Regions from separate parts of the Homo sapiens genome. Here region 1 is linked to region 2. Evidence: chromatin contacts called from ENCODE Hi-C data. All regions are on one chromosome and are shown on one strand. The core of a region is the stretch at or near the end of the contact, and the rest is flanking DNA. Distances in the headings are between cores, read along the strand shown.

What was found. A loop is a pair of places that touch in the nucleus more often than their neighbours do. Pooled maps may share reads with other maps.
Region 1: a loop to region 2 is called in a map of ovary, with 5 times the contacts of the local background. The contact joins the promoter of IZUMO2 here to the promoter of JOSD2 in region 2. A Hi-C loop is called at or near these places in 1 of 168 maps with a recorded cell type or tissue (ovary) and 2 of 50 pooled maps.

The regions. Positions count from the first base shown.
Region 1 is chr19:50,161,803-50,167,945 of GRCh38, reverse strand. IZUMO2 (IZUMO family member 2) reads left to right here and starts at 4,665. Exons shown (of 7, transcript NM_152358.3): 1 at 4,665-4,983; 2 at 5,133-5,207. The coding sequence starts at 4,752.
Region 2 is chr19:50,507,394-50,513,280 of GRCh38, reverse strand. It overlaps JOSD2 (Josephin domain containing 2), which reads left to right and starts at 2,090. Exons shown (of 5, transcript NM_001270639.2): 1 at 2,090-2,164; 2 at 2,833-2,995; 3 at 5,582-5,707. The coding sequence starts at 2,850. ASPDH (aspartate dehydrogenase domain containing) reads left to right here. Exons shown (of 7, transcript NM_001114598.2): 2 at 1-9; 3 at 270-354; 4 at 471-620; 5 at 701-921; 6 at 991-1,145; 7 at 1,508-1,678. The coding sequence ends at 1,551. It overlaps LOC124904747 (a long non-coding RNA gene), which reads right to left and starts at 1,863. Exons shown (of 3, transcript XR_007067300.1): 1 at 1,810-1,863. RefSeq lists enhancers at 896-1,485, 1,789-1,908, 2,403-2,909, 2,910-3,417 and a silencer at 2,109-2,238.

The DNA of each region.
Region 1 (6,143 bases), core at 3,416-5,915, 350 kb after region 2:
TCCCGTTGACGGATATTTGGGCCGTCTCCACCTTGAGTTCCTTACAAAGGACGCTGCCAAGGGGATTCGTGTCTGCGTGCCCCTGGCGGGTGTGTGCACCCATTTCCCGTGTGTGCATGTGGAGGAAGGGATGCGCACGTGGCCAGCCTGCATAGAGCCTGACGGTTTTCCAACGTGGCTGTCCCTGTCTGCCCTCCCACAGCTGTGCATGAGAACAGGTCACCGTTTTTGTAGCCACACAATGTGTACTAGGGAGGGGGCTGGACATGGGAAGTGGATGATGAGAAAACGCCCCTCACCCCACCCCGCTACGCTGGAACCACCTCCTCTAATTCCCCGCCTCCGCTAGGCTTGAAGCCAAATCCCTGTAACCATTTCCCAGACATTCTTTTCCGCCTGCTGCACACCATCGCCACATCAGGCCATTAGTGTCACTCAGCAGGGCTTTGCAGCCTGGGGACCTCTGGCTGCCTGCCTGGCCCCACATCTGTCTCTGTCTCTACCTGCGTGACCTCACACGAGTAGACTGTCCCTGCTCTGCCTCCGCATCCACATCAGCCAAATTTCGTGTGGACGAAATGAGATAAGGCATGCCTTCATTCTGGCAATACACACATGGGTATGTACATTACTTCATGAGATTCACAAAGCCCCCCAAACCCTCTGGAAATATGAGAGCAGCAGGCACAGCTTTGAACAGTCACAAACTCAGATGAGCATAAAACATATAGTCCTTTTCAGCTGGGCGTGGTGGCTCACGACTGTAATCCCAGCACTTTGGGAGGCAAGGTGGCAGATCACTTGAAGCCAGGAGTTTGAGAACAGCCTGGCCAACATGGTGAAACCCCGCCTCTACTAAAAATACAAGAATTGGCCTGGCGCAGTGGCTCACGCCTGTAATCCCAGCACTTTGGGAGGCCGGGGTGGGTGGATCACGAGGTCAGGAGTTCAAGAACAGCCTGGCCAACACAGTTAAACCCCATCTCCACTAAAAATACAAAAATTAGCTGTGTGTGGTGGCGCGCGCTTGTAGTCCCAGCTACTCAGGACGCTGAGGCAAGAGAATCGCTTGAACCCGGGAGGCAGAGGTTGCAGTGAGCTGAGACCATGTCGTTGCACTGCAGCCTGGGTGACAGAGTGAGACTCGGTCTCAAAAAAAAAAAAAATACAAAAGTTAGCCGGTGTGGTTGTGCACACCTGTAGTGCCAGCTACTCGGGAGGCTGAAGCAGGAGAATCGCTTGAACCCAGGAGGCAGAGATTACAGTGAGTCGAGATCGTGCCACTGCACTCCAGCCTGGGCGACAGAGAAAAACTCTGTCTCAAAATAAACAAACGAACAAACATATCATCCTTTTCTTTTCCTTTTTATTTCTTGAAACAGGGTCTTGCTCTCTGCCCCAGGCTGGAGTGCAGTCGCGAGATCATGGCTCGCTTCAGCCTCGATTTCCCAGGTTTAGGCGATCCTCCCACTTAAGTCTCCCAAGTAGCTAGGACTACAGGCGCATGCCACCATACCCGGGTATTTTTTTTCTATTCTGTGTGGGAGCCTGAGGCAGGACGATCACTTGAGCCCAGGAGGTTGAGGCTGCAATGAGCCGAGATCGTGCCACTGCACTCCAGCTTGAGCGACAGAGGGAGAACCTTGACTCCAGAAAAAAAAAAAAAAAAAAAAATTATGTCAATGGTATTGAGTTGTAGGTTTCACTGTGGGTTTTTTGTTTGTTTGCTTGCTTTGTTTTGCTCTTTGCTGTTTTCACTTGGATCCATTCATGGCATGGTGTGGACAGGCTCATCTGTTCTTCTAGCTGCTTGCAGGGTCCTGTACCACAGGCGACCCACCTCCCCAGTGAGGACACCCAGCTTGCCTTTGCCTCCCAGTGCCGTCAACAACACAGTGATGGACGTCTGTGCGCCTGGAGAGCGAGTGTGGGAACTTCCTCAGCCACTTTTGCTGGGGTGTGAAATCTGATGATAGTTCATCTAACTTATGTTTTACCAAATTAGCATGGCTGAACCCGATAAACAAAACCGGTTCTGCATCCCAAGCCTTCCTGCCTCACACCCAGGCCTGAGGGTTTGGGGCTTGAAGCTGAGGAATGAGTGGCCTTCCCATCCCATTCTGGCCACCCCTTCTTCAGTCAAACAACAGCCCCTTGACTCCCTGCCTGAAAGGCAGATGGTAATAGGGGATGAGGAAAAGGACGCACACGTTAATATCTCAGGTTGATTTCTCAAATTATGGCCAGCACGGCATTAGGTAGACAACTGGGTGATCCTAAGAAAGGTAGGCGTGGGTGGCAAGGCCTGACTCTCAGTCCGGGAGCAGAGAGAATTTCACTTGGGTGTGAGCACCTCCTTGTGGCCTGATCTCACACTTTGTAATCCCAGCACTTTTTGAGGCCGAGGGGGGTTGCGGATCACTTGAGGTCGGGAGTTTGAGACCAGCCTGGCCAACATGGCAAAACCCCATCTCTACTAAAAATTCAGAAATTAGCCGGGCGTGGTGGCACACGCCTGTAGTCCCAGCTACTCAGGAGGCTGAAGCAGGAGAATCGCTTGAACCTGGGAAGTGGAGGTTGCAGTGAGCTGAGATCGTGCCACTGCACTCCAGCCTGGGTGACAAGAGCAAGACCCCATCTCAAAAATTAAAAAATAAAAAAGGGAACCCAAAGAGTCCTCTCACCCTCTTTTTGCCATGTGAGGATACAAGAAGAGAGCTCCACCAGAACCTGACCTTGCTGGTGCTCTGCTCTTGGATTTCCAGCCTCCAGAGCTGGAAGAAATAAATTCTGTTGTTTATAAGCCACCCAGTCTATGGAGTTTTGTTGTAGAACCTAAACTATTAATAAGACAACTGCCCTCTCCTACTCTGCCTCTCTCTCCTCCTCTCTCCCTCAACGTAGTAATATTTAGTCTTAATTAATTTAATCTCTCTGAATTAATATTTAACTATATATTAATATATCATATTATTTTGACATTTGCTATATCTCTGTGTATACTATTATAATGTCTTTTAGTTGAATTTCTATGATTTAATTGATATTAAATTCATCTACATATATAGAGAGATACAGCGAATGCAAAATGTGAAGTCATATCTGAGTGTTTATTGGGTCATCCTTGCAACTGTTCTCCAGATTTTAAAACTTTCAAGATGAAAATTGCAGGGAAAAACAAAGTGCCCTTCCCTCAGTATACCCTCCCTTGTGGATTCATTGATTTGCTAAATATCTGTTGAACAACTAGTACACGCTAGGCGCTGGACAACAGCAGGGAACCAGACCCTACCTCCTGGCCTCAGGGAACTCTCTTAACTGTATCACACTGTGTATTTGCTTCCCAGCAGGTAATGCAGTTTGTCAGTATTTCAGTTACTCATCTGTGTACCAGGTTTTACGTTTCTCTTCCTGCCACTCCCTCCCATCCCTGCTAGCCTGAACTCTATGAGCAGAGATTGTGTTCGTCTTATGTCAGTCTATCTCTGGAGCCTGGCACATAGTAGGTGCTCAATAAATATTTGTTGAGTTAATTAATTTAAGTACTGCAAGCACAAGAACCTCTTGTTTTTCTCAGCTCTAGCTCTGGGGGCCTTGAACAGCACCTGGCACATAGTAGGTGTTCAATAAATAAATATGTGTTGCATGTAAGGTTGAACGCAGTGGCCTGTAATCCCAGCACTTTGGGAGGCTGAGGCGGGTGAATTACTTGAGGTCAGGAGTTCCAGACCAGCCTGAACAACAGGGTGAAAACCCGTTTCTACTAAAAATACACAAATCAGCTGGGTGTGGTGGTGCGTGCCTGTAATCCCAGCTACACAGGAGGCTGAGGTAGGAGAATCTCTTGAACCTGGGAGGCAAAGATTGCAGTGAGCTGAGATCGCACCACTGAGCTCCAGCCTGTGACACAGAGTGAGACTCCATCTCTCTCTCTCTCTCTCTCTCTCTCTCTCTCTCTCTCTCTCTCTCTCTCTATATATATATATATATATATATATATATATATATATATATAAATTATCTGGGTGTGGTGGCATGGTAACCCCAGCTACTCGGTTGGCTGAGGCACAAAAATAGGTTGAACCTGGGAGGTAGAGCTTGCCGTGACCCGGGATCGCCTCACTGCACTCCAGCCTGGGTGACAGAGCAAGACTCTGTCTCAAAAAAAAAAAAAAAAAAAAAAAAAAAAAACAATATGTGGGCCGGGCGTGGTGACTCACACCTATAATCCCAGCACTTTGGGAGGCCGAGGCGGGCAGATCACCTGAGGTCAGGAGTTTGAGACCAGCCTGGCCAACATGATGAAACCCCGTCTCTACTAAAAATAAAAAATTAGCCGGACGTGGTGGCGCACGCCTGTAGTCCCAGCTACTTGGGAGGCTGAGGCAGGAGAATCACTTGAACCCGGGAGGCGGAGGTTGCAGTTAACCGAGATCACACCACTGCACGCCAGCCTGGGTGACAGAGTTGAGACTCCATCTCGGGAAAAAATAAATAAATAAATAAAATAAAACAATATGTGTTGAATGAATAAATTTAAGAGGAATTAGTAAGTTCCAAGAGGGGTTGAGCAGAGGCTTTCTGTTTTTCTTGACTTTCTCTCTAGGTTCTAGAACCATGCCTGGCACATAGCAGGTGCTCAGCGAACACGTGCCTGTAACACCGTGATGCTCCCTGGGCCTCCTGACCGCGCCCTCGCCTGGGAGGCGGGGCGGGCCGGGTTCTCTCTGTGACGTCACAAAGGCCCCGCCATGCCTCTGGCTTTGACCCTTCTGCTGCTCTCGGGCTTGGGCGCCCCCGGAGGCTGGGGCTGCCTGCAGTGCGACCCCTTGGTGCTGGAGGCCCTGGGTCACCTGCGCTCCGCCCTCATCCCCAGTCGCTTCCAGTTGGAGCAGCTGCAGGCGCGCGCCGGGGCCGTGCTGATGGGCATGGAGGGGCCTTTCTTCCGGGACTACGCGCTGAACGTGTTTGTGGGGAAAGTGGGTGCGTGTTGGGAGAAATTGGGCAGCGGGGCTGGGCGAGGGATGCCGGAGACCACGCCCCCAAGAGGGGTCGGGGCCAGGCCTGGAGGGGGTGAGGTCACTTGGCTCTCTGGGGGGCTCACTGGAGTGTCCTCTCCCTTCTCCCCCCAGAGACAAATCAACTGGACCTTGTGGCGTCCTTTGTCAAGAACCAAACGCAGCACTTAATGGGTAACTCTCTGAAAGGTAGGAGAGACGAGGGAACGCCTTCTCCAGCACCCCTCTTCTTTCCGCCGGTCTGCCCCACCTCCCTTGAATATAAAAATAAGAGCAAACACGCATGCAATGTAGCCTTTTTTTTTTCTTTTTTAAGAGACAGAGCCTCACTGTCGCTCCGGCTGGAGTGCAGTAGCGCCATCACAGCTCACTGCAGCCTCGACCTCCAGGGCTCCAGCGATCCTGCCGCCTCAGCCTCCCAAGTAGCTGGGACCACAGGCATGTGCCACCACACCTGGCTAATTTTCTACTTTTTAATTTTTTGTAGAGACTGGGTCTCATTATATTGCCCAGGCTGGTCTCAAACTTCTGGCCTCAATAAATCCTTGTGTCTCAGCCTCCCAAAGTGCTGGGATTACAGGTGTGAGCCACTGCACCTGGTCATAAACCAAGATACTCTTTTATTTATTTATTTATTTTTATTTTTTGAGACGGTCTCGCCCTGTCACCCAGGCTCGAGTGCAGTGCCACAATCTCTGCTCACTGGAGCTTCCGCCTGCCGGGTTCAAGCGATTTTCCTGCCTCAGCCTCCCGAGTAGCTGGGATTACAGGCACCCACCACCATGCCCGGCTAATTTTTGTATTTTTAGTAGAGACGAGGTTTCACCATGTTGGCCAGGCTGTTCTCAAACTTCTGACCTCAAGTGATCTGCCCGCCTAGGCCTCCCAAAGTGCTGGGATTATAGGCGTAAGCCACCATGCCTGGCCAAACCAAGATACTCTTAACAGGCAGGATATTCCAAGGAAATAGAGGTTACCTTCTGTGAGCCAGGCAAGAGCCAAATTTTTTTGGGGGGGAGCGGGGGATGTGCAGGATTGGGACAACCCAGGCCTGCTCAGTTAATCCTTTATTGCCCGATAAAATATGTCAAATGGAGGGAGATGCTAAGGAGGAAAAAAATAAAG
Region 2 (5,887 bases), core at 841-3,340:
TGGGGAAAGGTCAGTGACCTTGCCATGGGAGAGTGGAGCTCCCTGAAGCTCCTGTCCTGGCTCTCTTAGCCACTGTGTGATCTCAGGGGTTCCCTGACCCTCTCTGGGCCTTGGTTCAAGCAAATGTGAAACAGGACGAACCCATTCATCTCATTTCGCCTCCCAGGTCAGGGAGAAGAAGGGCAGCCCTCAGTAGACTCGGAGGGAACCTTGGGGAGAAGAGGCCTAATACCTCTCCAAGACCCTCCGCCCTCTTTCCCCTCTCCCAGGCGCCCTGATCTGGTTGTGGAAGTGGCCCATCCCAAAATAATCCATGAATCTGGGGCACAAATCCTGCGCCATGCCAATCTCCTGGTAAGCCCCACCCCAACCATTTACGCAGAGCCCTGCCCCTTCTGTCTTGGTCTCACCCCACCCTGAAGTGGATATCCTTCCCTGACCTCAACCCTCCCCTCCTTCATCCACCCCAGGTGGGGTCCCCCTCAGCTCTAAGTGACCAGACCACAGAGCGGCAGCTCTTGGAGGCCTCACAGCACTGGGACCACGCCGTGTTTGTGGCCCGAGGGGCCCTGTGGGGCGCTGAGGACATCAGGAGATTGGATGCAGCTGGGGGCCTCCGGGTGAGGCCTGCTGGGCTCCCCAGGAACCAGGGGAGGCCTGCAAAGACCCCACTCCCCCTAACCCGGGCTCTTGCTTCCAGAGCCTTCGTGTCACCATGGCCACACACCCCGATGGCTTCCGGCTTGAGGGACCCCTGGCTGCAGCCCACAGCCCTGGGCCTTGCACTGTGCTCTACGAAGGCCCTGTCCGTGGGCTCTGCCCCTTTGCCCCGCGAAATTCCAACACCATGGCGGCGGCTGCCCTGGCTGCCCCCAGCCTGGGCTTCGATGGGGTGATTGGGGTGCTCGTGGCTGATACCAGGTGAGCAGAGCTAAGCAGGGTGTTGGGCTGAGTCCAGGCTCTCCAGACTGACTGCCCCTCTTGTCCCAGCCTCACGGACATGCACGTGGTGGATGTAGAGCTGAGCGGACCCCGGGGCCCCACGGGCCGAAGCTTTGCTGTGCACACCCGCAGAGAGAACCCTGCCGAGCCAGGCGCGGTCACCGGCTCCGCCACCGTCACGGCCTTCTGGCAGAGCCTCCTGGGTGCGGCCAGGCCCCTCTCCCCCGGCCCTGGGCTCCTGTGTTCTGCAGAGCTTGGGGGTCCCGGGCTCTCACTAGTTCTGCAGTTCTGGTTCTGTATTTGTTGACCTTTCTTTCTTTCTGACCTTTATTTCCTTAACCTCTCTCCATGACTTTGAATCCTGGCACTGTAGATGTCTCCATTTGTGCCCGCCTCTGATCGAGACTCTCTCTGTCTCTGTCCACCCCCAGGGCTCTGTCCCGCTCTCTCCGGGTCTTCCTCCACCGCCCCCCTGCCCTGTCCCCTCCTCCCACCACTGCCTCCCCCAGGCGTCTGTCTCCTCATCTCTCCTCTGTCTCATTCGCTCATTCCCCTCTCCCCGCAGCCTGCTGCCAGCTCCCCTCCAGGCCGGGGATCCATCTCTGCTGAGAAGCCTCCTCCCTCCCGAGACAAGATCATCTGCCTGGCCTCTCACCACCACCATCCCACCCCTGCCCTGCCCCACTTCCCCAGGGTCTCCCTTCTGACTCAGTAAAGATCACCGCTGCCTCCCCCCGCACCGCCTGGCGTCTCTGATCCCTTTCCCTTGTGTGACGTCACGCTGCGTCTGCGCACCGCGCATGACGCCATCGCCGGGGGCGAGCACCCATGAGAGCGCGGCGCCAGGAAGCTATCGCGAGAGCCTACCTACTAAGTTTCCTAGAATCTCTGAGCAGTAGTGGGCGCGGCCGTATGCGAAAGAAGGGCCTCTGAGGCGCACTTCCGGGACCTGCCGCGGAGCCCGACGGAAGTTGTAGTGCGGCATTTCCTAGGCCCGACGGCCGACTTCAGGGCCACGCGGCCCGGGCGTTCCGTGTGGAGCAGGAGTCCCGCGGGGCCCCACGGGAGTCGTAGTCCGGCGCGCGGGGATCACCGGGAGCTGTAGTCCGTCCCGCCTGCCCAGTCAGCGCGGTGTTGCCCGCCCCGCACTCGGAGCCCAGAGCCGCCGCCCAGGAAGGGGATGCGGAAACCCCTGGCTCGGTGGAGCGGAGAGGCAGGCGGGGTGAGGGGCGTTGCCAGGCAAAGGGCGAGCGCCGTGGCTGGGGTGCGGGTCGGCGAAGGGCTCCATTCCTTGGTGTCCGGGGAGGGGGCCTGGTTGCTGGGTGATAGGAAGAGGAACTCCTGTTGCTTAGTGACTGGGGAGGGGGCCCCGTTGCCAGGTGACAAGAGCAGAGAGCCTCGCTGCTACATGACCGGGGAAGGGGAGTCTTCTGTTGCTAGGAGACCAGAGGGGACCCTATCACCTAGAGACAGGGGAGGAGGATTCTCTATTGCTAGGTGCTCGGAGGACAGACTTTGTTACCTAGTGCGGTGGGGAGGGGGCTTTGTTGCTAGGTAACCACAGAGCGCCCTGGTTACCTAGGGACGGGGAGGCAGGTTCCTCTGTTGCTAGGTGACCATGATAGGGACCCTTTTACTTAGAGACCTGGTGAGGGTGGTTTTCTGTTGCTAGGGGAGCAGAAGAGACAGCGTTTTTCGTAGGAATAGGAATAAGGGATGGAGGGACGTGTGCTGCCAGGAGACTGCCAGGGAGCGGGGTCAGGGGCCCAGTGTCTTCCTGGGCTGCTCCGAGTCCCAGCTCAATCAATGGCGATGCCCCAAAGGCCTGCTGGGAGGCTGGACCTCTAGATCCCGGGCCCCTGAGGACCTTCTCCCCCTCCCAACCCCCAGCAGGAGCCGAGGACGGCATGTCCCAGGCCCCGGGAGCACAGCCGAGCCCACCCACCGTGTACCACGAACGGCAGCGCCTGGAGCTGTGTGCTGTCCACGCCCTCAACAACGTTCTGCAGCAGCAGCTCTTTAGCCAGGAGGCTGCCGATGAGATCTGCAAGAGGTGACCGTCACCCACCCCAGCCCCTGGAGCAGCAGAGCTCTGGCGGAGTGACCCACCTGGGTCTCGCCGCCAGGCAGGCGCTGAGCCTTGGGGGCTTTCTTCTGCTCCGCGCTCACTTGCCTAAGCTAGACGCTGGGACTCTGGGGAGATGTTGCCTCCTGTGCCTGTCTGTCCCTGTGGCCTCAGCCCCAGCCAGACCTCAATCCAGTGGTTCTTTCTTTTTTTTTTTTTTTTGAGACTGAGTCTCACTCTGTTGCCCAGGCTGGAGTGCAGTTGCGCGATCTCGCTCACTGCGAGCTCGGCCTCCCGGGTTCATGCCATTCTCCTGCCTCAGCCTCCCGAGTAGCTGGGACTACAGGCACCCGCCACCACGCCCGGCTAATTTTTTGTATTTTTAGTAGAGACGGGGTTTCACCATGTTAGCCGGGATGGTCTCAATCTCCTGACCTCGTGATCCACCCGCCTCGGCCTCCCAAAGTGCTAGGATTACAGGCGTGAGCCACTGCACCCGGCCCAGTGGTTCTTTCTTTAGAGACAAGGTCTGGCTGGTCTTGAACTCCTGAGCTTAAGTGATCCTCCCACCTCAGCCTCCCCAGTAGCTGGGATTACAGGCTCACCCAGCTTCAGGCATCTCTTATCTGGGCCCTGTCACAGCTCTCCAGTCCATCCTAAACACGCCCCCGCCCTACTCAGGGCCCTCCTCATAGCGGAGGCCGAGCCTGCCTCCGCATCTTCAGCCCTCACGGCCCCCCTCAAACCAGACTCTCCACTCCCGTGAGCCCTTCTGTGCGGCCTCTGGGCTTCCAGGTACTTCTTTCTGCCCGGCATGGCTTCCTTCTCTGCCAGCATGGAATGTTCCTCTTCACTATTCACAATGTCCAACATCACTCTTTGGCCGGGCGCAGTGGCTCACACCTGTAATCCCAACACTTTGGGAGGCTGAGGCGGGTGGATCACTTGAGGTCAGGAATTCCAGACCAGCCTGGCCAACAGGGCGAAACCCCGTCTCTACTAAAAAATAAAAATAAATAAAAAATAAAATTAGCTGGGCGTGGTGGCACATGTCTGTAGTCCCAGCTACTCTGGAGGCTAAGGTGGGAGAATTGCTTGAAGCTGGGAGACAGAGGTTTCAGTGAGCCGGGCAACAGAGCAAGACTGTCTCAAAAAAAAAAAAAAAAAAAATCACTCCTTTACCATCTCTCACTCCCTCCTCTCTGTCCCCATGTCCCTGGCCCCAGCTCAGGCCTGACCCTCTCCTGCCCAGCCTGCCCATGGCCTCCAGTCTGTCCCTGCCTTCAGTCCCCACTTGATCCTAGAGAGTCTTTCTACACCTGGAGATGGCCCTGCCTCCCCTGCCTCTTGCTCCAAGCCTCCTCCGGCTCTCGGACATCTTAAGAGTCCCAGCCCCTCAGACTGATTATTATGGTATTTAGTCATCTCCTCTATCATTCGCAACAAGGACCCATCAGCTCTTTCATACAAAAGCCATGCTGGAGACCCTGAGATGACTCAGACACAAGTGCCAGCCTAAGGGTGGTGAGGGAAACACACACACACACACACACACACACACACACACACACACACGAGCGTTTTCCTCCCATGTCCTGCCTGCCCAGGGTCCAGATAGGGAACAGAGGTGCAGCTGTTCAGAGGCAGGGCCCAGAGACAAGTGGTGACAGGCGGAAGAGCCTTCCTAGGCAGGGGAAGAGCTGGAGGAAAGGTTGGCGGGGGTGGGGCGGGAGGCGGTGGGCACCGGGGATGTGGCTGGGGACAGGGGACCAGGAAGGAGGGTGCTGAGGCTCTGAGGTGAGGCCACCAGAGCCAGACCACGCAGGGCCTTGTGGGACTCTGTCCTGGGGGAAATGAGGCAGCAGAGTGGGCTGTGAGCAGGGGAGGGGTGAGGGCAACCCCGTGGGAGAAGCAAGCAGTGTTAAATCAGGGTGATGCGGGCAGCTGTCATCGTTGAGGTGGCTCAGTTCACTGGGGGAGCCCAGACAGGGCCCCGATCCAGCCTGGAGGTCAGGAGGCTCCTCTCAGAGGACGTGACATCTGAGGTGGGCCTTGAAGGACAGAGGAAGGGACTGGCGGAGGGACAGGGACTTTGTCCAAGGCATTGGGGAGCCATGGGAGAGCTGAGAGCAGGAGAGGGCCAGGGCCGTGTGGGAATGGACTGGAGGGAGGCTGGAGGCTGCGGGAGAAGACAGAGCCCATCTGGGGCCTTGGGGACAGGGCAGAGTCAGGGCAGGAGAGACAGGACTTGGGGACAGGGCAGAGTCAGGGCAGGAGAGACAGGACTTGGGGACAGGGCAGAGTTGGGGCAGGAGAGGCAGGACTTGGGGACAGGGCAGAGTCGGGGCAGGAGAGGCAGGACTTGGGGACAGGGCAGAGTCAGGGCAGGAGAGACAGGACTTGGGGACAGGGCAGAATTGGGGCAGGAGAGGCAGGACTTGGGGGTGGATGAGTTGTGGGGTCTGAAGCGGGGAGAGTCAAAGGCTGAGGCAACTTGTGGCCCCTGGGACCCCCATTTTGTGGGGAGGCCTTTCCAGGGGTCCCCACCTCAGCTCTGGCCACCCCCACTACCAGGTTGGCCCCAGACTCCCGGCTGAACCCTCATCGCAGCCTCCTGGGCACCGGCAACTATGATGTCAATGTGATCATGGCCGCTCTGCAGGGGCTGGGCCTGGCCGCCGTGTGGTGGGACAGGAGGAGGTAGGCCCCAGAGCAGCACAGCATGTGCTGGGCCGGGCACAGAGGGCACCCTATAGTGTGAGCCTGTTGGGGGGCAGGGAGGGGAATGTGGCTGGGGGAGGTTGGCATGAATGTGGGAAGCCTGGCACTGATGGGTTGAAAGGGGGAGATCAGGTGGTCGATGGGCTGAGATGCTGGGTG